Linked DNA regions of Mus musculus: all the other regions are linked to region 1. A link is a loop called in an ENCODE intact Hi-C map of the cell type or tissue named here. Cell type or tissue: heart. All regions are shown on one strand.

Region 1 (8,000 bases):
CACAATCAATAAAGACAAAATAAATTTTGTTTTTTATTTTAAAAACCCGGAACAAAGAAAATAAATTAAATTAATGAATTGATTATGGGATCAAGAATAGAATAAGGATAGGGTGACATTATCAGAATATGATTGTACTTCCACTCTGTTGTTTTTCAAATTGGTTATAATTCATAACTGTATTTCCTGGAGGGGAGGTGACAGCTCACCTCTCTGTCTCTGTCTCTGTCTCTGTCTCTGTCTCTGTCTCTGTCTCTGTCTCTGTCTCTGTCTCTGTCTCTGTCTCTCTGGCCCACAAATGACTGAGATAAAACTGTACTGTTGCTATGACGTTTTCCTAGCCTGTAGTTCATTACCACTTGGAAAAGCTATCCCGGGATATAATCTGCTCTTTGTGGCTCCACAGTAGCCTCACTTCCAGGTCTAATTACTCTTGGGGGGTATCTCTGCTTTGTCTGCTTGTTTTTTCCTTGTTTATCTCTGTTTCTTTCTACCAAAGGCTTCTGTCACTTGTCGGGTTGTGGTCTGAATAAGAACCATTCCCCATTGGCTATTGTGTCTGATGGTGGAACCTTTAAAAGACAGAGCCGTATTAGTAGGGGAAGTGGGCTACTTAGGGAGGGCCTTGAAGCTCTGGTGGTGAGGGGCATGGGGGGGGGTAGAGGGATAGGAACAGGGGGAGAAAAGGCGGTAGTGTTCATGACAGGGCATGCCTGCAATTCCTGCACTTAGAGGATCAGAATGAACGAAGTGAGTTTACGGCTCGATATGGCAATATAGCAAGGACAATATACTTAAGGGGGATATAGCAAGACCCTTCCACAAAAGCAAAACAAATACACAAAGAAATAACAACAGCAACAAACGGAAGTCATGTGACTAGGGTGACTAAATGGTTTATCACGCGAACACAGTCACTCTCAAGGGGGACACAAGGGCGCATTATTTATTCTTGAGACAGGATCTCGCTAGTCCAGGCTGGCCTTGAACTCCCTATGTAGTAGAAGATGACTTTTGAACTCTTGTGACTCATGCCTCCAAGCCTTGAGATTACAGGTTTGTGCTATCATCCCTAGCTAAGAGGATGTTATTAACTACTAGGACCGTGGGTACCACCTGATACAACTGCTTCCTCCTACATGCCTAAGGGCTTTTCTTGTACAGTCCTTGGTTGTTTTTATCGTTTGTTCTTATTATTTATTTATTTATTTTTAATTTTTTATTTTTGGTTTTTCAAGACAGGGTTTCTCTGTGTAGCCCTGGCTGTCCTGGAACTCACTTTGTAGACCAGGCTGGCCTTGAACTCAGAAATCCGCCTGTCTCTGCCTATTTTTGTTTTTAAGATGGGGTCTTAATATGCTTCCCAGACGGCCCTGGGTCCTATTGATTCTCTTCAATTTCTTGAGTAGCTAGGATTCCAAGTGGGTGTCTCTATGCCCTGCTTTTTAACTAATCTCGATAGCATTAATATTCAAGAGCTAGATGATCAAAAAGTTCTAAAAACAAAAACCAAACCCCATAATCTCAGTACTTAGGAGGATGACTGGAAGCCTGGGCTATATAGTGACATTCTGCTTCAAAAGCCATCAAAGAAACAACAGAGTTTAGAGGGTCTCATTATAAGTGGGAAATTCTAGCAAATAAATCAGTTGGGGCCGTTGGGGTGGAAAGAGGGAACGTGGGCAAAGTAAAAGAATGGGGTTGCACCCCCCCCCTCTCTCTCACACACACACACACACTATCAGATTTAAAGTGATTTTGAAATGACATTGCTTAACCCATCCAATGGGGTTCAAGTTTGAATTCAAGGACATTTGATAACCTGGGTGAAGCGGTATTTCCCCAGCTGTGGGGATAGCAGGTCAGTGGCTGAGCTGGACGCTCCAACTCATGACTGTCTGCCAAGTCATCTCCCTGTGAGTCAACCCGGCTTCTGAGTCGGCTTTCTAGGCTGTTATTCCAGCCCTGTAACGACGTGCAAAGAGGCCTGGGGCTGGGTAGGAACTTGGCTCTTGCACTGGAGTGGGACCCATATAAACCAAGGGATATCCATTTCCTGGGAAAATGTCCACCAACCCTCTTCTCACATCAGCTGTGTCTGCCCTACACAGCTCAAGTACTCAGCCCTGGCAATGAAAAGTGGGCATATGGTTGGTCTACGGCTAACAATCCTAGGCTCAGACCTGCGGAATTCCCATTGTGTCTGAGATCTAGCTAGTGTTACAAACTGTGGGCATTCCTATACCACTATTAATGGTTTTAATATTAATAATAGTGACAACTCAGATTTACTGAATCTTTACCTATTTATCTCCCCCTAATAACTCTATAAGTTTGTCATTAACTAGCTTTATTTTATTTTATTTTATTTTATTTTATTTTATTGTTGTTGTTGTTAGTTTGTTTGAGACAGGGTCTTAAATAGCCCAGGTTAGATTTAAGCTCCTTATGGAGCTGAGGTTGGTTTTCAGTCCCTGTCCTTCCTGTCTCCAACTTTCAATTACTGGAATACAGATATACATCAATATGGTCAGCTGACTATTTTGTCGTATTGGAATTAAGGCGCAGAGAGGTTAATTATCCCATATCTCACAGACTGTTGGTAAAAAGCAGCTGAGATTTAACCTCAAGTTAAATGATGGCGGAACTCCAACAGTCCTCATATTAGTGTGTGTGTGTGTGTGTGTGTGTGTGTGTGTGTGTTTCCCAAAGGGGCTTGGGAGTGTGGCTTCGTTGATGAGTATGAACTTAGCATGCAAGAGACTCTAGGTTCAATCTCCCTAGTACCAGGTAAGGCGGGAGGTGGTGTGAGGGTGGGGTTCGGCTGCGGTGAGGTGTAGGATGAGTTCCAAGCGCTAAAGGACAAATATTACTAGGAATTCAGCACGTTCCAGGCATTTTTCTGTTCAGGAATACGTTTTCTCCGTGAGCTTAAAAAACAGGACCAAACGAAGCCTTCTTCGCGCAGCTATTATCTGTGATCCTTGCTGGAGCTCCTCCACCCAGGTAGTAAATCCAGGGGTCCAGGGCCAGCAGGGAGGTGAGCCATCCCGCCAGTCAGGTGTCATTTCCATATCCTGACTTTTCTCAGTTTAGAAGAGGATGCAAACTATTAGGGAGTTTAAGTAATGGCTAACAGTTACTCAGTGACTTAGGGACAGGCTCACCAGGGAGCCAGAGTCAGTTCACATATCGCTTTCACTTTCTCTGACTTCAGTGGTGGGGCTCAACTTTCAATCCTCTGGACTATTTTGTTTCCTTACAGGGTCCAGGTGGAGCCAGATGCCGCCCCCTGGTGGTACTTTGAGTCTGTGCTAGGCATGCTAAAGTGAGCTCGGCGCTGCCAGCTGATTGGCTGGCGTGGGTTCCAAGTGCTTTGCAAGTGCAGATGCTATGGGCCCCAGGCGGCAGCCACAGCCCTGCCCCTCGGGGTTCGTTTTGGCTTGTGAACTCGGGGGGGGGGGGGGGGTGTTTCCCGTTTCTCTCCTATTCGTGTTGTGGTCGTGAATTCATCCAGGATCCGGGAGGATGGTTGGATACCTACTGCGAGGTCCTCACCTGGCCCTCCTGGCAGGTGGGCGGGGATCCACTCCGTGGAGTGTCCAAGGAAGACTGGGTAAGGGCAAGGGGCATCCCTCTGGGTCGGTCCTCCCTGTCTGGTGTGATGCTCGATAACACTGTGTAAGTATCCAAAGGTGCCTCTTGGCCCTAAAGAATCAGGACCTGCTGGGTAGAATGTGGGAGAAACAGAGCCTGCCACCAGCCTCAAAGATGGGAACTCTGAAACCCACGTGTTAATTTCATAGCACCCATATGTTACCCATATTTGAGAGTAAAAACATGGTTAATACCTTGACCACAATACCCACATAGCTCAGAAGGCCATGGTCACCATCTTCCTCTGGCTGGATCAACTTGTTTGGGTTTGAGTCTAAAGGGTTTGAGTCTAAAGGTCAGGTCCTCGCACCAACCTCATCCTGTGCTGTTTCCTCTTAGACAGTTAACCCGTGTGCTCACGGACCAGTGAGAAGTGAAAGGCTTGTAACTGCTTTCTTAAAGACATCCCAGGCTAACGTGACCCATCTAAGACAGCTTAAAGGTGCCCAGCCTCGAGTGATGTAGACTGATGGTGGACTAGGTCCCACCACAAAGACCCTCAGGTGTCCCTTGTCTAATGTGATGTGTTTGTGGGTGAGCCAGGCTCTGTGGGCCAGCTAGCTGCAGAGCTGAAGGTAGGCAGTATAGATAGATACCTTTAGCATCTGCCCAGATGTGACACCAACCCCCACTCCCGGTGCCCCAGGAACAGGACTGTGATGCATCCAGATTGCCAAGGAGGGTCAACCTGCAAATGAGCTTAAACGGAGCTACTGGAGCAATCTAAAGCTTCCCACCGTGTTAGCTGGCCTTTGGTTTTTTGATACAGGGTTTCTCTGTGTAGCCCTGGCTGTCCTGGAACTCACTCTGTAGATCAGGCTGGCCTCGAACTCAGAAATCCACCTGCCTCTGCCTCCCAAGTGCTGGGATTAAAGGCGTGCGCCACTACTGCCCGGCTGCTGTGCATTTCCTACTGTTTACTTGTTTGTTCCCCATGGCTTGTCCAGCTTGCTTTTTTATACTACCTAGCACCACCTGCCCAGGGGTGGTACCACTCATAGTGGACTGGGCTCACCCACATCAATCGCCCATCAAGAAAAAGCCACACCATTATACCCACAAGCCAATCTCAGTGGAAATCCCTTCCTTCCGGGTGGTCTCAGTTTCTATCAAGTTGACAACGCAAACGAGCCCAGGTGCCATGGTGGATGCTCCAAGGATAGAGGTAGTGCTTATGGGTAGATACTTCCTTTATCCTGTGTGGAGCGCCAAGAATGGATTCAGAAAGGGCTGAGCGGAGGCTTTACTGGGTGCTCCTGACGGACGTGAGGGTATTGTGAAGTCAGGGAAGGTGACATGAAGGAGAACCATGAATGTTCCAAGAGACCTGTTCCAGGTCAGTTCTTGCTTGGAACCACATAGCTGTGTCCCGTGGACAGTACAGTTTCTGAAGGAAGGTTCTGGAAGACTTAAGACACACATTCATTAACCTGGTCTTGGGAATGCAAAAGAAATGGCAGATGTTTCAGGCAAGATCCTGCCTCTGGGCCCTACTGGACTTGGGTGCATGAACCGTGAACAGCAATGGGATGTGTGTCTTCCAGGAAAGAGAGCACAGTGGTTTCGGGTTTTTTTTTTTAATATCTTTTCCCTGCCAAGTGCATTATTGTGATGGTCCCCCAGGGAGCCCTCTCTGGTTTATAGGAAAATTCCAGTCCTTGAGGGTTTACAGAGAGTGACAGCTAATCTGGATGCAGCTGTGAGCATGGGGCAGAAAGGAATCTTTTGGTTCCTGCCTGGGTTCTTCGATGTGCTCAGCGCTGTGCCTTGGTCAGCTGGGAGCTGAGAGGGGACACTCTGGGCCTAGAGTAAGGTCATGGTGGGGGAGCAGTGTCAGCTGATCGCTCACTTGCACCATTTGTTGAGGCTTTGGGAAGAACTGTGGCTAATTCAAGATTCTGGAATTCAAGGCCAGGAAGCTGCAATGGACTCACCGGGGGGTGGGGGGGTGGGGGGAGTGAGGTGGCAGTGAGGATGTGAGACAACTGTGTGAAGAAGTGTAGGAAGCACCACCATTCTTCCTGTGTAAGGCCCTGGCAGCGCTCACTTCTGGGAGCTTTAAAACCAAAGGTCACCTTGCCAAGGCCACTTCAGACTGGAGGAGGCTGTTACGCATTTTGCATTTTTGATTTATTGCAGTTTGATTGGTCTTTGTCTGTTTGTGCCCCCCCCCCCACTACTACTTCTTTCTTCTCACTTCCTCCTCTCCTTCCCCTCCTCCTCCTCATCCCTTTCTTCTCCCCTCTTCCCTCTCCAAACTCTTCTCCTCTTCTGCTTCTTCATCCTCTCTCATTCCTCCTCCTTCCTTCACCCTCCCCCTTCTCCACCTCTTTTTTTTTTTTTTAATGATAACAGGTTTTCAGGTAACTCAGGTTATATGAGCTCCCTATGGGGCTAAGGATGAAACATTAAACTTTTTTAAAATATTTTTTTGATGCGTATGGTTGTTTTGCTTGCATGCATCTCCGTATACCACATGCATGTGTAGTGCCCACGGAAGCCAGAGAGGGTGCAGGGTCTCCTGGAGCTGGAGTTACAAACAACTGTGAGCCATCATGTGGGTGTTGGGAATCAAACCCTGATCCTCTAGAAGAGCAGCAAGTATTCTTAACATCTGAGCCATCTCCCAGAACTTGAACTCTTGATCCTTCTGTCTCCACCTTCCAAATGCTAGGATTACAGTATAAGATACTGTATTTGATACATATACGTGCCCAGTGTTATTACACTTGTATATGTGTGTGTGTGTGTGTGTGTGTGTGTGTGTGTGTGTGTGTGTGTGATCTGTCTGTCTTGGGGAGGCAGGGACAGATGACTGCATTGGAAGTAGTGACCCTGGAGCTGGTGGCTTCCTCTGGACACTCCAGGTGCAGCGGCCACAGGACAAACCCTCTTCAACAACCTCGGTGGTCTCTTTCCTATGGACCCCATGGCTGAGTCATGGCCCGGGTGCTGAAGAAGGCCAAGGACCACAGCTCTACATGGGGCCACAGTGAACAGTTTCTGTTCTAAACAATTCTGCGAGCCAAGAAAGTGTCCCTGCAGATAAAGTGCGTAGTGAGCCATGCCCAAGGAAGCCAGCCAGGGCTTGCGTGCCACCTGAGGGGCTCGTGCTGCGTAGAGAGCCTGAGTGGGTGGCTGTCCTTAGCGGCTTTCCCTGCACAGACGATGTTGGATGGTTTCTCAAGACTGCCATCAGCTGCAAATGCTGGTTTGACAGAAAATTCTGAGGTTAGGACTCATACCGCTTAGTGCTGACTTAGGGAAAGCCCCCTGCTCTTTGCTGCTTTCCTGCCTCTGGAACGGGCTGGATGAAGTGGAAGGGATGCAGGTGAGATTTGTCCCACTAAGCACTCTACTGCATTGTGCTGTCCCACTAAGCTCTTTCTTCCTGACTTTCTGGATCAGTATACATCTCCTTCTTTTCTTTCTCATTTCATGAATTGCCTTCAAAATCCACTTCCTCCGTGAAGTGCTCCTCAGAATGCTCCCTAACCATCCTTCCTCCAGCCCCTCCCCTCCCCTGACCTGCTGGGCCGGCATGGCTCCTGGGGGTGCAGTTGATCTCATGCCTTGTCTCAGTTCTTTGTCTCTGCCAGGAGGCCTTGGCACCCCAGCCCAGGGAGAACAGGCATTGTTGCTCATTTACAGCTCAGGCAGGCCCCAACTCCCAATCCTCTCATCTCAGCCTCCTGTTACCATCTCCAGTCTCATTTATTATTTTCGTTTGTTCTTCACAGCCACCTTTTAAAAATGTGGCAGTCATTAAATCTCCCCCCAACCTTACCCCACTCCCCCGTGGAAGCAAACACCAAGGTTCGTAGTATTCATGTGGCTGACTCTTTTCTATTTCTCAGCCTCACTGAAGCTAGGAAACCATTGATTTTATTCAGACCACAGGTGTATGCCTGCATGTTAAAAGGACCCAGTGGCGCGGCACCGTGAGGAAGCATGGCGAGACAGAAAGAGATGGCGAGCTTATAACAGTAATCAGAGCGAGATGTTTGGCTGGGTAACTCTAGATTTTGTTGACAGGAGCCAAAAGCTGTCTGCATCTGAAGAGCAGGCCCTCCCGGGAGACATAGTCTGTCATGCAGATCGCATGCACAAAACACACCAGAAATCAAACCTTTAAGCTGGGCTTTATTCGAGTAGCTGGCAATCTGGGGAGTCCAGGTGACAGCAGAGAACCAATCAATTCAAAGTTGTGTCTTGTCTCCTGGTCTGGTGGGGTCTGGTCCCTGTTATCTATCAACCTTCTCCCTTATAGCAGGGGGGAGGTTTGCAGACACCATAGCCATTTGGGTGACATCTAGATCTAAGTTTAACCGAGAACAATCAAA
Region 2 (8,000 bases), 87 kb after region 1:
TCTCGTCCAATGACGCCATCATGTCCGGCTGCCTTCCAAGCAATCCTTGGATAACAGACGACACCCAGTTCTGGGATTTAAATGCCAAATTGTATGTATTTCAAACATTGAAATTTTAACAAATCTGGTTTGTTTGATTTTATTTTGTCGAGTGTATGTGTGTGATGTGTTTGCACGTGTGTATGATTGAGACCAGGTGTGTGGGTCCATGTGTTCATGTGTATGGAGGCCTTAGGCTGGTATCAGATGTCTTCCTTCCACCCATCTACACTTTGTTTATTAAGTGGTGGTCTCTCACTGAGCCCATAGTTCTCCAGTTCTGGCTAGTCTACCTAGCTAGCTTTCCCTGGGGATCCCGTCTCTGCCTCCTGAGGGGGCAGTTTACAGGCGGCTACCACACCTGCTAGGTTTTTACATGAGTTCTGGAGACCCAAAGTGGTTTTCACACTTTTATAGCAAATGCTTTATCCACTGAGCCATCTCCTCAGCCCAAAATGTGCTTTATTTTAGGGTGGTCTGTGGTTCAGTTGGTAGAGTGTCTAGAATTCATGAAGCCTCAGATTTGACCCCCAACACAATATAATGGTGCACCTGTAACCCCAGCACCTGGGAGGCAGGAGGATCAGGCATTCAAGGTTCCTGAGCTACATAGCAGGTTCAAAGCCAACCTGGTATACACCAGGCCCTATATCAAGTTTGAGTTTTTTTTTTTTTGAGTTGTAATTCATATGTCATACAATTTACCCATTTAAAGTGTACAGTTAAAATTTTGTTATATTGACAGGGGAATATAATCTCTACCACAATGTTTTAAAAACAAATCTGCACCCTCTAGTTGTTGGTGCCCCCAAATCTCCACTCCCTGCCCTCCCCCTAGATGGTCAGTGGTCAATCTATTTTCTGATTATCCGTATTCTTCTATTCTAGATGCTTCCTGTAAATGACATCATAGGATGTGTGGTCTTTCATTGGGCATTTTTCACTTCCTGCTAAACTTTCAGAGTTTATTCACACTGTAGCAGGATGTAGCATTTTGTTTCAGTTTTGTATAAACAAACTTCCCTGTGTGAACCCGTCTGTCTAGAGAAGGACATTTGGGCTTTTCCCAAGTGGTAACTATCATGACAAATGCTGTCACAAACATTCGTGCACATTCAGGGTAAAAGGGAAGTCTTGGTGAGTGACAGATGCTGACTGGTAGCTGTGACCACAGCATCCAGGGACCAATATGTCACTGGAATTCTAACCTGGCTTGAAGGTGGCAGCCTGAGCCTTCATAGATTGTTTTATGACGGGGATCTTTACCCCTGAAGAACAGGGATCCACTGGGTTGTGACTCTCCCTCAGCTCTGGGAGGCCACATCTCTGGTGTGAACCCCAGGGGACTTGGAGGCTGTGTCCTCCTAGTAAGTGGCAACTTGGATTGTGTGTCTATGCAGAGGCTAGGGGGCAGAGCAAAACTGGGATCAGGTGGAGACATTGGCCAAGGACCTCATGAAGGTTGGTAGACCTATCACTCCCACTGAGGCTAAGTACAGCCCCTGTCTCCCAGGGAGTGCCACATTTACCAGTCACCATCCTTGCAGGGTGGAGATCCCAACCAAGATGCGAGTGGAGAGATGGGCTTTCAACTTCAGCGAACTGATTCGAGACCCCAAGGGTCGGCAGAGCTTCCAGTACTTTCTCAAGAAGGAATTTAGTGGTGAGTTCTCTTTCCTTCCTTCCTTCCTTCCTTCCTTCCTTCCTTCCTTCCTTCCTTCCTTCCTTCCTTCCTTCCTTCTTTCCTCCCTCTTTCCCTTCCTCCCTCCCTCCTTCCCTCCCTCCATCCCTCCCTACCTCTGTTCTTTCCTACCTTCCTCCTTCCCTCCCTTCCTCCCTCCCTTTCTTTTAATTCCTCTTCTCTCCCTCCCCTTCCCTCCTCTCTGAGACAGGATTACGTGTAGCCCAGGCTACCTCTTGGTTCTTTTGACTCTCCATCCCAAGTGCTGGGAACATGCATGAGACCCTCTACTTGGTGTTAAAGGGTGCTGAAGCTCGAACCCACAGCTTGGTGGGTGCATGGCAAAGACTTCAGGGACTAAGCAGCCCCTCCTTCCAGCACGAGTCTTTTAAAAAAAGTTACTCTCCCTTTCATGGCCAGCCTAGACTTTTAGGAGTTTTGCAGTGGGTGCTTCCATACCTTGTTAAGGTCTAAACAGGATCTCCTGCTTTCCCAGGAGTAAGAGTCTAACCTGGGTCCAGGACCTTCATTTTCCATAGGCTCAGAAAGTCACTGCATTCTGAGGTGTGTGTGTGTGTGTGTGTGTGTGTGTGTGTGTGTGTGTGTGTGTGTGTGTGTATAGCACCAGGGAATGTTAACATCTTTTCTACAATCTCCTTAGCCTCACTCACAATTCCCAGGGAATTCTCCATCCGTTCTTGGTTTCCCTCATTTCATTGCCCAGAGTTCTTCTAACCCATTTCCCTGGCCTCTGGCCCTCTACCCTCACCTAAGTACATCTTCAAAGGCCAGGAAGCTGAACAAGCTAAGCTTCCCAGGCTCTTTGGAAGTCCTATTGCCTTTAGCTTAGATGTTCTGTAGATTCAACCCAACCATGCATATCTTTTAGATTTATTTTATTTTACACACACACACACACACACACACACACACACACACACACACACACACCCACACCCCAATATGTATTTCTGTATACCATATGCATGCAGTGCCCATCCAGGCCGGAAGGGGTGTCATATTCCCCAGAATTGGAGTTACAAAGGGTTGTGAGCGGCCATATGGGTGCTGGGAATTGAACCGATCCTGGAAGAGGAGCCAGTGCTAAACCACAAAACCATCTCCAGCCCTGCACAGATATGTTAAACTCGTGTCCACCCCGGACCCAGATGCCTTTTTAATTGGACTGAGTTGCAGTCGCTGTGGTCTTGAAAGCTTCCTTGGTGATTGAAGTGTAACCTCTTGCCCTGGTTTCTTCCAAGCCTTCAGAGGATGCGGGCTTTAGTGGAGGAGGTCTGTCTCTGGGTGTCTCATCCACTGAGAAACATCCGGGAACACACTGAGGCCGGATTAGAACCAATTACACGTTCAATTTCTTTGCCACCTTTGCCGACAAATTGGCTTTTATGCGATTTATTTTATCTGTTTGTCCATTCCCATCACCGGGGAGCTCCGTGATTGGGTTTGAGACTCCAAGGCTGATTACCCTAAAGCAGTTAGTCTGGGGCCCTGCTTCTGAAGCGAGTCATACTGGACGTGCTTTAGTCTGGATGGCGGCCCGATACAGAGCATTGCATTAGAACATGGCTTGCTGTAAATCATTCTCTCTAAGCAAGCCAAATCGCATAAATGTAATAGCCCTCCGAAAGATGGATGGAACAGGAGCGGGCGCCTCGGCGCCCCGTGACTAAGTGGAAATGGTGCCATCTAGTGGACAGTAAGTAAAGTAGCATGCTGAGCTTCAGCCATGCATCCCTTGATAAAAGCAAGCATCTAGAAAATTTTCCTTGCATCTCTGAAACCGTATTATATAGTCAGTCTCCTGAGGAGCGTCAGAGGGATTCATGTATGAACAGGGAACACAAACCATTGGTTTTCTTATTTAATTAAAAACTTAAAACTTAGGTATGACCCATATGCGATTCATCCCCACCCCCACCCCCACCTTTAAATTGAAGTTTCATATAACCCAGGCTGACCTCAGATTCACTGTGTGGCTGAGGGTGAACCTGACGTCCAAGTCCTCCTGCCTCTGTCTTCCAAGTGTTCTGTTGTTGTTGTTGTTTGGTTTTGAGACAGCAGCTCTCTGGGTAGCCCAGGCTGGCCTCAAACTCGTGATCCTCCTGCCTCAGTCTCTGAAGCAATAGAATTGTGTAGCCCACCACCCTGGGCTCAATCCAGTGGCTTTGATGTCTTGCGTCATCTTATATATTCACCGAACCGTACAACTGCCAACACTAGCTAATTCTGTAACAGCTCAGGGAGGAATGCCTTACCCATGGTAGGTCATTTTCAGTTCTTCCCTCACCATGGCATGCTGCACACTCCTCTCCCTCAGTCTCCGTGGATTTGGGTATTCCACGTGCTTCTTGTGATGGGGACCGTACAGTGTGTGACCTTTTCTTACTTGGTGTTCTACACTCTTCTTTATGGCTGTATCAGGTCCATTGTCTGTGCGTACCACCTGTATTCATCCATCATGGGATTTTTTAGGTTATTTTTTTAAACTTATGTCTGTGGGTGTTTTGCTTGCAGGTATGTTTGTAAGTCTGTGTGCATGTCTGGTACTCACAGAGGCCAGAAGAGGTGAGCTGGTCCTCTAGAACTAGAGTTATAGATGGTTGTGAGCCACCATGTGGGTGTTGGGACTTGAACCTGGGTCCTCTGAAAGAGCAACAAATGCTTGTACCCATGGAACCATCTCTCCAACCCTTGAATTTGGCTTTGGGCTTTATGAATACTGCAGTGAAATCTTATATGTGTTTTAAGGTGTTTATTTAACGTTTTAAAATGAGTGTGTATAAATACTCCTGTGAGTGCATACATGTATATGTAGGTGCTTGAACACATGTCTGCCATTGAGTGTGGAAGCCTGAGAAATTGACCCCAGGAGTCTTCTTTGGTCATTCTCTGTCTTAGTCATTAGTCATGAAGTCAGGGGCTCTCAATTGAACCCAGGTCTCACTGATATGGCTGATATGGCTATCCAGCTGCCTCTACCTCCCCAAAGGGTAGGAGGATTACAGGTAGGCCTCTGTGCCCACCTTAATTGTTTTTTACTTAGTAAAATATATGTAACACAAAAATGTACCATTTTAACCATTTGAGTGCCACTGTTCACTGAGCAATCAATGTGTCTGGGTTTCTAGGATGTTGTCTCAAGCTGAAACTGTGTACTTAATTACTAACCTCCTATTCGCCCACCCCTCGGTGGCTGCCATGCCACACATGCCTCTCTTAGTTTGACAGCTTTAGGTTCCTCATGCCAGTGTAATCGTAGGATCAGTGTCTGAGCTACTTGTAACCTCTGTTCTACTCAGCATGCCATTGCTGTGAAGAGACCCCATACCACAACACCTCATAAAAGAAAGCATTTAATCGGCCTGGCTGACAGAGGTTAAGTCCCTTACCATTACAGTGGGGAGCACGGTGGCTTACAGGCAGACATGGTGCTGGAGAAGTGGCTGAGAGTTCTTCCAGATAAGAGCTCAGTCAGCCACTGGATTCGCAGTCAGCAGGAAGAGAGCGGCTCTGGGTGTGGAATGGGCTTTTTGAAATCTCAAAGCCCATCCCCACAGACACGCTTCCTCCAACAAGGCCACAAATCCTAATCTTTTCAAGTAGTAATACCCCCTGATGACCAGGTATTCCAATTGATGGTCCTATGGATGGGGGGGGGGTATTCTCATTCAAACCTCCATGATGCCTTCAAGGTTCATAGAACACCATGTTCTACCTTGCCGTCTGCTGCTGTGATAAAAACCACCACCACCCAAAACAACCTGTGGAGGAAAGAGTTTACCTCGTTCATATTTTCAGATCACAGTGCATCACCGAGGGAAGTAGAGGCAAGAAGTCAAGCAGGAGCTGAAACAGAAACCACAGAGAAGTACTGCTCATTGGCTTGTTTCCAGGCTAGTGTTTAGTTACACTTCTTATACAGTCCAGGCCCACCGCAGTGAACCGGGCCCTCTTCTATCAATAATCAATCAAGAAAATGCCCACAGATATAGCACAGGCCAGTGTAATTGAGGCAATCCCCCTCCCCCCATTGAGATTCGCTCAGATAACTCTGGGTTGTTTCCAGTTGGCAGCCGAAGCTAAGAGATTCTTTCACGGCAGATGTGTCGGTATATCACGGGTGATCCTCCTCTGTGCCATTTTGAGTTGTTTTTTTTACCTTTTGACGTTTATGAATAATTGCTCATTTAATCTAGTTATAAGTGATTAACTTTCAATAAGCAAGAGGTGTGGATGTCACAACAATAGATTAATGAAGAAAAACATTGGCCTGTGATTTCTGTCCAAAGAATATGTGCCTCTGGTTATGGGACAAATTCTAGCTAGTGTGGAGTTGTGCAGCTTCTGCCCGTCTGACATAACTGGGGGCTCTCAGGAAACACTGTGGAAGCAGAGGAGAAGGTTTTCTTTCCTATTAAACGGCACCACAGCACTTCAGAGTGTGAGTGTGTATGTACACACACACACACACACACACACACACACACACACACACACACCCTGTTACTTGCTTACTGATGACACCATCTTTATTTTCTCAGGTGTAATTGATACGTGGCATCACTAGAATCCTTGTACCAACACATCCTGATGCTTTTTGGGTTCAGCCAAGCACTGGGGAGTAAATGTGAAATTGGCAAGAGGTTAAGGATTTTGGGGGTCTGTTTTCTTTTCTCTCTCTCAGTCTAGAGGAACAAAATCTCTCTGGTTCTCATGACATTAAGCACCCCTAGTAGTCAGGTATCTTCTAAGCATCTGCTATCAGCTTTCAAATAGTCCAAGGACTTTTGGGCGGGAAGATGGTGGTGTACAGAAGGTGGGGGTCCCTGGGCACAGTCAACCAAAACAGGCAGGAGTCACATGGGCATGAGACGCAGCAGAGCGTAGGAAGCTGTAGAGTGAAGTCATCCATGCTCATGAGCCTGTGTGAATTGTTCGGGAAGTGTTTGCTATAGATAAGTTCTCGGCCAGAAAGAATATGGGCGCTGGTAGGATGGTTCGGTGGGTAAAGGCGTTTGCCGCTCAGCCTGGTGACTTCAGTTCAGTCCCTGGGACCCACATGATGAAGACGACCAACTGCATAATTCAACCTTTAACCTCTACACCCATGCCCGCCCACCAATAAACAAACAAATACCAATTTAGAAAAAGAACATGGCAGAGATTAGGATGTATCGTTGGAGGGCAGAACAGCATCCACGTCGTGAGTGGATAATCTCGTTAAACATGCTGGCAGCCAATCCAGTTTATGGCTCACGAGTCACGCCATTGCTGAGACCCAACAATTCACTCATCCCGGAAGTGAGACATGGCTCGTACTCTCAGTCAACATGGAGTCGTTCGATGTCCCAGTGCTCAGTGACTCGTCTTGCAGGAAGACACTCAACTGAGCGGAGCCCACCTGACCTTTCTCTCCTCTTCTCTCCACTCATTTCCTGCCCGGCTTTCATCTTCGTGGGCTATCTTCCTCATGCAGGGGAGAACCTAGGATTCTGGGAAGCCTGTGAGGACCTGAAGTACGGCGATCAGTCCAAGGTCAAGGAGAAAGCAGAGGAGATCTACAAGTAAGGCTTGCCGAGTCCTGGGGGAAGCCTCCCTCAAGGGTGTGGGCTGGAATGAGAGTTTGGGGAGGTCACACACCCTGGTGGCTGTCTGGGCTCTGGCCAGCATTAGCCATTGGACCCACTATGCCATGAATGCTTCCCTGATGTTTGGGAGGTTTGTGCATTTCTCTGAAGGAAGCCAACTGAGGTGGATGTGGAATTTTCCTGTTCCCATTGGTTTGTGTCCAGGGATTATGAGAGCAAGCCACACAGAACCACAGTGTGATTAGTGTGTGTGTGTGTGTGTGTGTGTGTGTGTGTGTGTGTGTGTGTGGTGTGGTGTGGTGTGGTGGGGGCCGTCTTAAACACAAGACAGTAAAGGGAAGAGACATCTTCATGTATGTGAGATTGCAATCTCAGTTTGGGGTGCAAGTGTGAACAGGATTCCCTACCCTCATTCTAGCCTCCACTGACTCGCTCTAGTAACAGTGTGAGTCTTTCTGACCTAGAGCCTCAGAGATGGCCCTGTGCCAAACCTTACACAGAGCTACAGGACTTGAGAATCTCAGCCAACTTTGGGGTTGCTGGCTTCGTTGCTAAGACAGTCACGCCATGGGAGCTGGGATTATGGCTGCCCATCCTCTCTAGTCAGCATTAAAGATTCATCATCAAATTTGCCTAGCCTGGGCCATGGGAGAGTAGAGGTTCCAGAATGC
Region 3 (8,000 bases), 250 kb before region 1:
GGTTGGTATTGTAACATGCAGGGTTGCCCACTGGGCTATACGACTGATGGCCTTTCTCCTCTGGTGGCCTGCATGGAGGAAGTTTCCAGGACAGTTCAAGCCTGATTTCCTTGTATCCCGGTACGTTAAACATCAGTACTATTATCTTACCATGTAGTTACGTCAAGCAACCAAACGCCTGTGTTTGGGGGGTACTTCAGGGTTCTCGCTGACCAATGACTTATAGAGAGCTGTCTTATGTCTGAGATAGAGATGTTCATTTAATAACCCATATCTTCTTGGGAAAGCATCTTCCACCTAGAGGGTGGCTACATTCAAACTCCCCCTTTTAAAAAAGGAAATGTTCTAAATTAGTTTACCAAGCTGTGGGTTTCCATCCATCCTTAGTTTTGGTTCAACTACCCCCGCCACTCCCATCCTCTGTATTTTCAGCTTTTGGTGCTAATGGATATTGTTAAGTGCACCCATTCATATGTAAGAGTTTTGTGTTGGCATTGCTGTCATTTCTCTCTGGTGTGCACGTGAGAGTAGAATTTCCAGGTCATGTGATAACTGTGATTAACTTCTGAGACCTCCCAGGTTGCTCTCTAACACACTGCCCCAGTTCACACCCCTGTACACAGCATCCAGTGTTTCCATCTCCTCACCTGCATTTATTAGCTTCCTCAAAAAAATTTTTTTACGTGAATGGGTGTTTTGCCTGCATGGGAATCTGTGCACCATGTGTGCCTGATGCCAGTGGGGGCCAGAAGAAGGCACCAGATTCCCCCAGAACAGAAGTTAGAGACAGCTCTGAGCTGCCACGTGGGTGCTGGGAATCAAACCTGGGTCCTCGAGAAGAGCAGCCAGTGCTCTTAACTACTGAGCCATCTCTCCATCTCTAGCTGCCCTTTGAAATTGGAGTTATTCCTAGTAATTATGAAGTGATTACTCATCTCAGGGTGTGTGTGTGTGTGTGTGTGTGTGTGTGTGTGTGTGTGTGTGTGTGTGTGTGTAAAGCTAGGTGTTCGTTTGTTTGACATGGATCTTAGGCTCTGAATCTAGGCCCTCTAGCTTATAAAGGAAGCATTCTACCCCGCCCCATTCACTATGCTTTTTTTCTTCTTTCCCCACGTGGTTGTTAGCACTTCCCTGCAAGATCACAAGCATTCGGTTCGGTCAACACAAGTTCCTCTGTACTCTGCATCTCAATCTGTCCCCTGCCACTGTCCCACCTGACACCCACCCAAACCCACGCAATCTCATTCTCTCTTCCATGTCTCGGGGCCAGAGTACCTCTGTCCACCCCCACACCCCCAGCTGCCCTTGAAATTACATCTGGAGCCCTCACAGAGTCGGGAGCCAAGGCTCAGAGAGCAGCGGGGAAGGTGGCCTCTCATGGTGCCAAAGGCCCCCGAGTGACTTTGACCAGGTAGGGGCTCGCAGCTGTGCTGGCACCTGCAGTTAAGGGCAGCCAGCCAGCCTCCTCGTGGAGTTCTGTGCAGCAAGAGATAAGCGCAGACAGAGGCCTGGCTGTATACTCAGAGGCCAGAGCAGGAAGCAGGACCTAGTTTCAAGTCATAACTGGTTTTGTACCCCCCCCCCGCCGTCTCCTCCCCTTCAGGATAAGTAAGGAGCCTTTTAGCCTGGGTCTAGCATTTTACAAATGCTTTTTATAAGAACCCACTGAATACACCAGTTTACAACAAAGCTAGCCAGCATTATTGTTTTTATTATTATCTAAGAAGATATCTCTCATATGATCTTCTTGAAGATCGTTTTCCGGTTAAGCTTTGGCTCTGGAGTTCCTACCGTGTATGACCACTAACCTCAGTCACTGGGGTGAGAAATCTCCCCTCAGTGCTGCAGGGACACTGTCCCCACCCCACCCCATTATCCTTATAATAAAAATGGCTCCTGTCACCTCCAGAGTTTCCTTGGCTTCCTTTACTTCCAAAAGATATCGAGGCATCTTACATCCAACATGTTCCGATGCAAGTTTTCTCTCAAAGGCCAGGCTTGCCGCCTCAACCAAAGTGCAGACCTCCAGTGACTTCCACTCCGAGGAGGCTCCGCCCTCCCTTATCAGCGTGGATGATGAGATAGAAAACGTTTGCCTTTCCGGTAGTTGAACGTGAAGTTCCTAGCTAACTGTATTTAATCGTACTCAGGAAAAGCTAAAGCACGCTGACCTTTCCCACTGGGAAGTCCTGTTCGGTTAGGAGTGAACTCTCACAGGGCTCCAGAGGGTAATGGGATTGGAAGAGAGCGAACCTCTGATTGAGAGCCTTGGGCTGAAAACTGTGAAAGAGAATATTCTTTGTATCCCGAGGTCTGAGTGCTCAGCAGTGGAGGGGTCACTGCCAGTGTTAAGTCGAGAGGTCTCCTGAAGGTTTTCTCGATTCAAATCCTTTGTTCAGAACGGGATTTCTTAAACTCCTCCCCCCCAACAGCCCCTTCTCAGTTCAAGAATTTTTTTTAAATGGCTCTGAGCATATATGCAGACAAAATAGATATATATATATATATCAAACACTGGCTGATAATAGATCATAAATTTGTTTTAAAATAATTCTTGGGTATAATCTCACCATTTCCTGAAGACAGTAAAGTTTCCATACTGATGACACAGAAAGCTTGCTTCTTTTCACATGAGCAATCTAATCTCAGCTGAACATATGATTCTGTGTTTTTTTTATTTTATAGTTGGTAGTGCCAAAAGCATTACTTCAAACACCAGGAAGTATATTTAGGAGCATTGCGTGAGTTGTGTTCAAATCCCAAGCCAAGGTTCGTTTAACTTTCTGTTTTGTTTGGTTTTTGTTTTTCAAGATAGGGTTTCCCTGTGTGGCCCTGGCTGTCACTGTGTAGACCAGGCTGGCCTCAAGCTCAGAGATCCTGTGTCTGCCTCCCAAGTGCTGGGACTAAAAGTGTATGTGCAACACCACCGCCTTGGTTCACTTAACCATTTTAAAATGAAATTCAAATCAGCAACTCAGAGAGCAATTTTTATGACTTTAATATATTTTTATTAGATATTTTCTTCATTTGCATTTCAAATGCCATCCCCTTTCCTAGTTCCCTCTCCAAAACTCCCCTATCCCTTTCCCCTCCCCCTGCTCCTCAACCTACCCATTCCTGCTTCCTGGCCCTGGCATTCCCCTGTACTGGGGCATAGAATCTTCCCAAGACCAAGGGCCGCTCCTTCCATTGATGGCCGACTAGGCCATGCTCTGTTACATATGCATCTAGAGACACGAGCTCTGGGGGGTATTGGTTAGTTCATATTGTTGTTCCTCCTATGGGGTTGCAAACCCCTTCAGCTCCTTGGGTACTTTCTCTAGCTCCTTCATTGGGGACCCTGTGCTCCATCCAATAGATGACTGTGAGCATCCACTTCTGTATTTACCAGGCACTGGCATAGCCTCACAGGAAACAGCTATATCAGGGTCCTGTCAGCAAAATCTTGTTGGCATCTGCAATAGTGCCTGAGTTTGGTGGTTGTTTATGGAATGGATCTCCGGGTGGGGTAGTATCTGGATGTTCCTTCCTTCAGTCTCAGCTCTGAACTTTTCCAACACAAGACAATACCAATTTGATAGTAACATTCCAGGCAGTGTGGGGAAACATTGAATGTCTCAGCTTCCTATTAACTGTTGCTTTTTCTCTAAGGGTAGGGAAGTTTGTGTAGAGTAAAACCCTGCAGCTCTCAGCATATGGTAGCCATGAGTCTGAGCCAAGGTGCTCGGAAGGCTGTGTGTGTTAGCGGTGTGGTAGCACACACAGTATGGTGTGTGCACTTTGTGTGTTCAGAACCAAGGCTGCAGCGAAGAGATGCAAACCAGGCTGGTACTGCAGAAACACCCCAGATCCCGTATGTACCTCACTCCGAATTAATCTTTGCCTGCTGTGCATTCAGAAATGTTTCATGGTTGTCAACTTTTTGTGACTGTGTCCCTATGTGACCCCGGGGTGTGGGTGACAAAAAGAAAGGACTAGAACAAGCTACAGAAATACTCAAGCATGTTCCTCTCCTAGCCAGCAGGTGGCAGTAGAGACACATGGTTTTCAGGTGCCCTTTCCAGCCGTGCTCCTTTGGCCTCATGCTGTGTGTTCTTTGCCAGGTCTCTGTGCCCTGTCTATCAACCATTCCAACTCTTACCTGGCCTATCCTGGAAGCCAGAGTACAGGCGAGATTGTACTCTATGATGGAAACTCCCTGGTAAGTTCACAACGGTCCCTGGTGTACCAGCCTGCCCGCCCTGGCCAGCTGGTAAATAGACTTGATAAGGAGGCCCTGTTGCAGTGGGGTGAGCTGTATGGGGGAGCTCTCTGGCCACAGCAGTTGGGTGAAGGAAAATAAAGGGCATCTCTGTTGAAGCTCTCAGTCAATATTAGTTAACATCGCTGTGAGGCAGGTGCCAAAACAAGGCAGAACACCTGCCCACAGTGAAATCATTGAGACAGCTCACAGTCCATCTGCTTATGCTACCCTCTGCTCCCCGAGGGTTCATAGAGCAGGGCAGGATAACTCTGGAAATCCCCTAAAGAAGCAAGCAGAAAGATCCCCTAAAAGCCTGGCTTTGTGTCAGGCACATAGCTGGTCATCCACCTTCCCAAAGACAGGGTAAGGAACACACACACACACAGAGCTCTGAGAATGTCACAGAAGATGGGATGGAAAGGACAGAAGACCCAGGAGAAAGGGTGGCTCATAATAGAATGCTGCTTTCTGTACATGACACAGATTGTCAGTAACCCTGACATTTGCACTAGATCGGGCATGTCATGGAAGGGCTGGGGCGAGGGGCTTATGAGAACCAGCTCCATGTGGCTGTTAAATTGCTATGGTGGGGATAGGGGAGACATTTTCTTCAGTAGCATAGTTGCCCACTAAGTTGCCATTGCTAAGTTGCCCAAGACCCTGTAAGAAGCCCTCATTAGTTCACCAAAACAGAGCGAGGTCAGGGATCGGGGGGAGGGGGAGGAAGAGGGGTTCCTACTAGCAGAGCTCCATAGGAAACGATTCTCAGCTTAACCACAAGTAGCCCAGTGGTGAGCAGGGAGATAAGGCCGAGAGCAAGGAGACGGGGTAATTCATCTTCACCCTTCACCAGTATTGATCTGCACTTCTCCCCAACACCAACAGAAAACGGTGTGCACCATTGCTGCCCACGAGGGGACGCTGGCCGCTATCACCTTCAACTCCTCGGGCTCCAAGCTAGCAAGCGCGTCTGAAAAAGTAAGTGTATTCTGGCTTCCTCTCCTGCCTGGGCTTGCAGAACCCCTACTGAGGTGCGCAGACTGCAGCTGGAGCAGTAATAGCAACGTAAAGATTGACGGGTCTCTAGACCTGCTCAGAAATGGTTTCAGGGTGAGAGTGTTTGGACCCTGCCTGCAGTAGTCCATCAGTGGGTTTGTCCATATCAAAGGCAGACAGCAACGCAGAAGCAAGACACTTGGCATAAAAACTTGTAGTTTAAGCCGGGTGTGGTGATGCACGCCTTTAACCCCAGCACTTGGGAGGCAGAGGCAGGCAGATTTCTGAGTTCGAGGTCATCCTGGTCTACAGAGTGAGTTCCAGGACAGCCAGGGCTACACAGAGAAACCCTGTCTCGAAAAACAAACAAACAACAACAACAACAACAACAACAAAACCTTGTGGTTTTACTGAGAGACCCATGTGCCTATTGTCCCCAGATAAGGATGCATGTCCCATTGTCCACAGATGTGGAGAGATTGGACTCTGTTGACCAGAATAAACAAAGAAGGTGATCAAGTTACATTTCAAATGCCATGTAAACCAGATATATTTTAATAAGCAGAGATAGAATAGTCTATAAACGCAGAACAGTTTGTGATCACACAAGCACACGCACACACACTGAGAGAGCCTTGAACAAGGCTAGGGAGGGAATTTTACATGGGGTACACAGAGTTCCAAGAATTCATATTTGGCACAGTAAATATACAAATAAAAATGCCCCTGCACCCAAAGCTTTGTGCTCCTCCTCAGAGACAGACGCTCAAAGCCAGCAGAGCAAACTGCCTTGGGAAGGGGCCTCATCTCTGTGTGGAGCATCTGTGCTTAGGAAAAGGCCGTCTGCTTTCTCTCCCAGGGCACTGTCATCCGAGTGTTCTCTGTTCCCGAGGGCCAGAAACTCTATGAGTTTCGTCGAGGAATGAAAAGGTCTGTGTCCAGTGTCTGTCTCATTAAAACCTCCCTGGCAGCTGGCTGGGGAGAGGGCAAGGGCAGGCCCTACAGCCTCCTCCTAGAGGTTAAATGCTTTCCAAGTAATAGACTCAGGGCCCCACGGGGGTGGGGGGCATTGTAAAAACAAGGCAAAGAAGAGGGGGGGGGGCTTAATGCTGAGACTTGAGACCAGAAGTCAGGGTCTTTTGATATGGCCATGGGAGGGAAACCAGCACAGGAGAAAGCAGAGGGCCAGGGAATTACACACCGGACACAATGTCCGATCCCTGCACAAAGGGAAATAGGGGGCACCATCCTATGTGAGCGGTTGGGACCGGTTTTTGGCTGAGAGGTTTGCAGCTGGGTCTGTTCAGAGCACCTTGGAGAGGTCCACAGGCTAAGGAAGCAGGGCTCCCATCCTCTGGCTGGGAGGAAGGGCCAGGCCCTGTGGGTTCTACCTAAGCCCAGGGCTCCCCTTGAATCCCTCCCATGTGGCTTTTTAAACATGAACCACATACTGTTGTGGGTGGGGGTGGGGGGGTTAGAACAGCTTGGCCCTTCGAGACACATTTCCCTCTCAGAACAGTGAGGTGATGCCCCTCCCGGTTCCGGCTTATCGGCCCATGTGGTGTTGTTGTCTCTAGGTATGTGACAATCAGCTCCCTGGTGTTCAGTATGGACTCCCAGTTCCTGTGTGCCTCCAGCAACACGGAGACCGTGCACATCTTCAAGATGGAACACCTGACAGACAGGCAAGTGCGGGGCCAGGCAGAATTCCTACCAGACGGAAGGAGTAGTCCCCGGTTATTCTGCGTGCGTTCGTTGGAGCTTCACTTTTAAGCTGGGCCCGGCTGCTGTGTTGTTGCCAGTGTAGTAGAGTCCGTGCTGGCAGAATGTTTTGGGGCGTCCTGCACAAAAGCACAACATCTAGGTCTGGGATCCTGAGTTTTACCTCTCTGCTCAGCCTGCTTTGAGCTGTGAGACGCTGGGAAGCGTGTTCGGTCTCCATGGCTCACTTTCCCTGCCTATTAAACAGACACATAATTACGTTTGCACCTCGAGCTTCACGGGGGACTCGGTAAGTTTGTTGTTGACGTGAAGCATCTTGTGCCCTGCCTGCCTGGGACCAACACACTTCAGCTGGTGCAGCTGTGGTAACGAGTGGAATGATAGATACCATAACAGCTTTAGCATCCATGTTGCCGCCAGCCATGAGCGCTTAGCAAACGTGTCCCCTCTGTGGGGAATCCTGGCATTCTTTGTTTTAGTAACTTTCTCGTCCCTGTGACCACGGTGCCTTCCTGGGAAAATGTGGGAGAGGAAAGGTTGGCTTTAGCTCACTGTTTCACGGGACTTCCAACCCAGCATGGCGGGGACAGTGCGGCAGGGGTTTAGGGGGGCAGGAGCCCAGTGGTCGCGGTTCTTCCCATCTTTGCAGAGCAGGGAGTAGGCTGGAATAGGGGATTCATATGACCTCCTGAGGTCCACTCCCTCTTGACCTTCTTCCTCCCAGAGGCTATCACAACAGTGCCACCAACTTCAAAACATGAGCCGAGGTGGACTTTTTTTTATTTTAAGTTAAACCTAAGATTTTTATTCTGTACACTTTTCTCAGACTGTGTTTGCTTTCTAGTCTCTGCTTGACAGTCTCCAAATCTTCAGTGGCTGTGGTGGCAGCCCGGGCGGGCCCTAGAAGGCAGCCATCTTTGACAGCCTTTCACTCTCATGGTGCCACAACTGAGCAGTGCACCCACCCCCCTCGTCCGTACTCCTAAGCCCCGCCCCCACTCCAACCCCCACCTCATCCCCCACCAGTCATCATGTTTAT

Evidence for each region. A loop is a pair of places that touch in the nucleus more often than their neighbours do. Peaks named below come from ENCODE experiments on the same cell type or tissue, not always from the same donor. Only the 100,000 strongest peaks of a DNase experiment are listed, where the experiment ranks them.
Region 2: a loop joins it to region 1, with 2.5 times the contacts of the local background. A loop is called at or near these places in 4 of 42 quality-filtered maps.
Region 3: a loop joins it to region 1, with 7 times the contacts of the local background. A loop is called at or near these places in 16 of 42 quality-filtered maps.

Annotation. Positions count from the first base shown.
Region 1 is chr11:109,326,822-109,334,821 of GRCm38, reverse strand. No RefSeq gene overlaps it. Among named protein-coding and RNA genes, the nearest start is that of 1600015H23Rik, 13 kb to the left of the region's middle. In heart, a CTCF peak has its summit at 3,289 (motif pointing left); DNase peaks (open chromatin) are centred at 1,921 and 3,301; H3K4me3 peaks cover 943 bases; H3K27ac peaks cover 206 bases.
Region 2 is chr11:109,240,155-109,248,154 of GRCm38, reverse strand. It overlaps Rgs9 (regulator of G-protein signaling 9), which reads left to right. Exons shown (of 19, transcript NM_011268.2): 12 at 1-91; 13 at 1,587-1,702; 14 at 7,218-7,305. Among named protein-coding and RNA genes, the nearest start is that of Gm39440, 25 kb to the right of the region's middle. In heart, a CTCF peak has its summit at 3,430 (motif pointing left); no DNase peak of the experiment used is centred here; H3K27me3 peaks cover 2,400 bases.
Region 3 is chr11:109,581,296-109,589,295 of GRCm38, reverse strand. Wipi1 (WD repeat domain, phosphoinositide interacting 1) reads left to right here. Exons shown (of 13, transcript NM_145940.2): 5 at 4,104-4,201; 6 at 5,129-5,221; 7 at 6,099-6,169; 8 at 6,817-6,924. All of the region lies in intron 2 of Gm39442 (a long non-coding RNA gene), which reads right to left. Among named protein-coding and RNA genes, the nearest start is that of Gm39442, 6.9 kb to the right of the region's middle. In heart, a CTCF peak has its summit at 4,012 (motif pointing right); DNase peaks (open chromatin) are centred at 1,435 and 4,155; H3K27ac peaks cover 2,249 bases.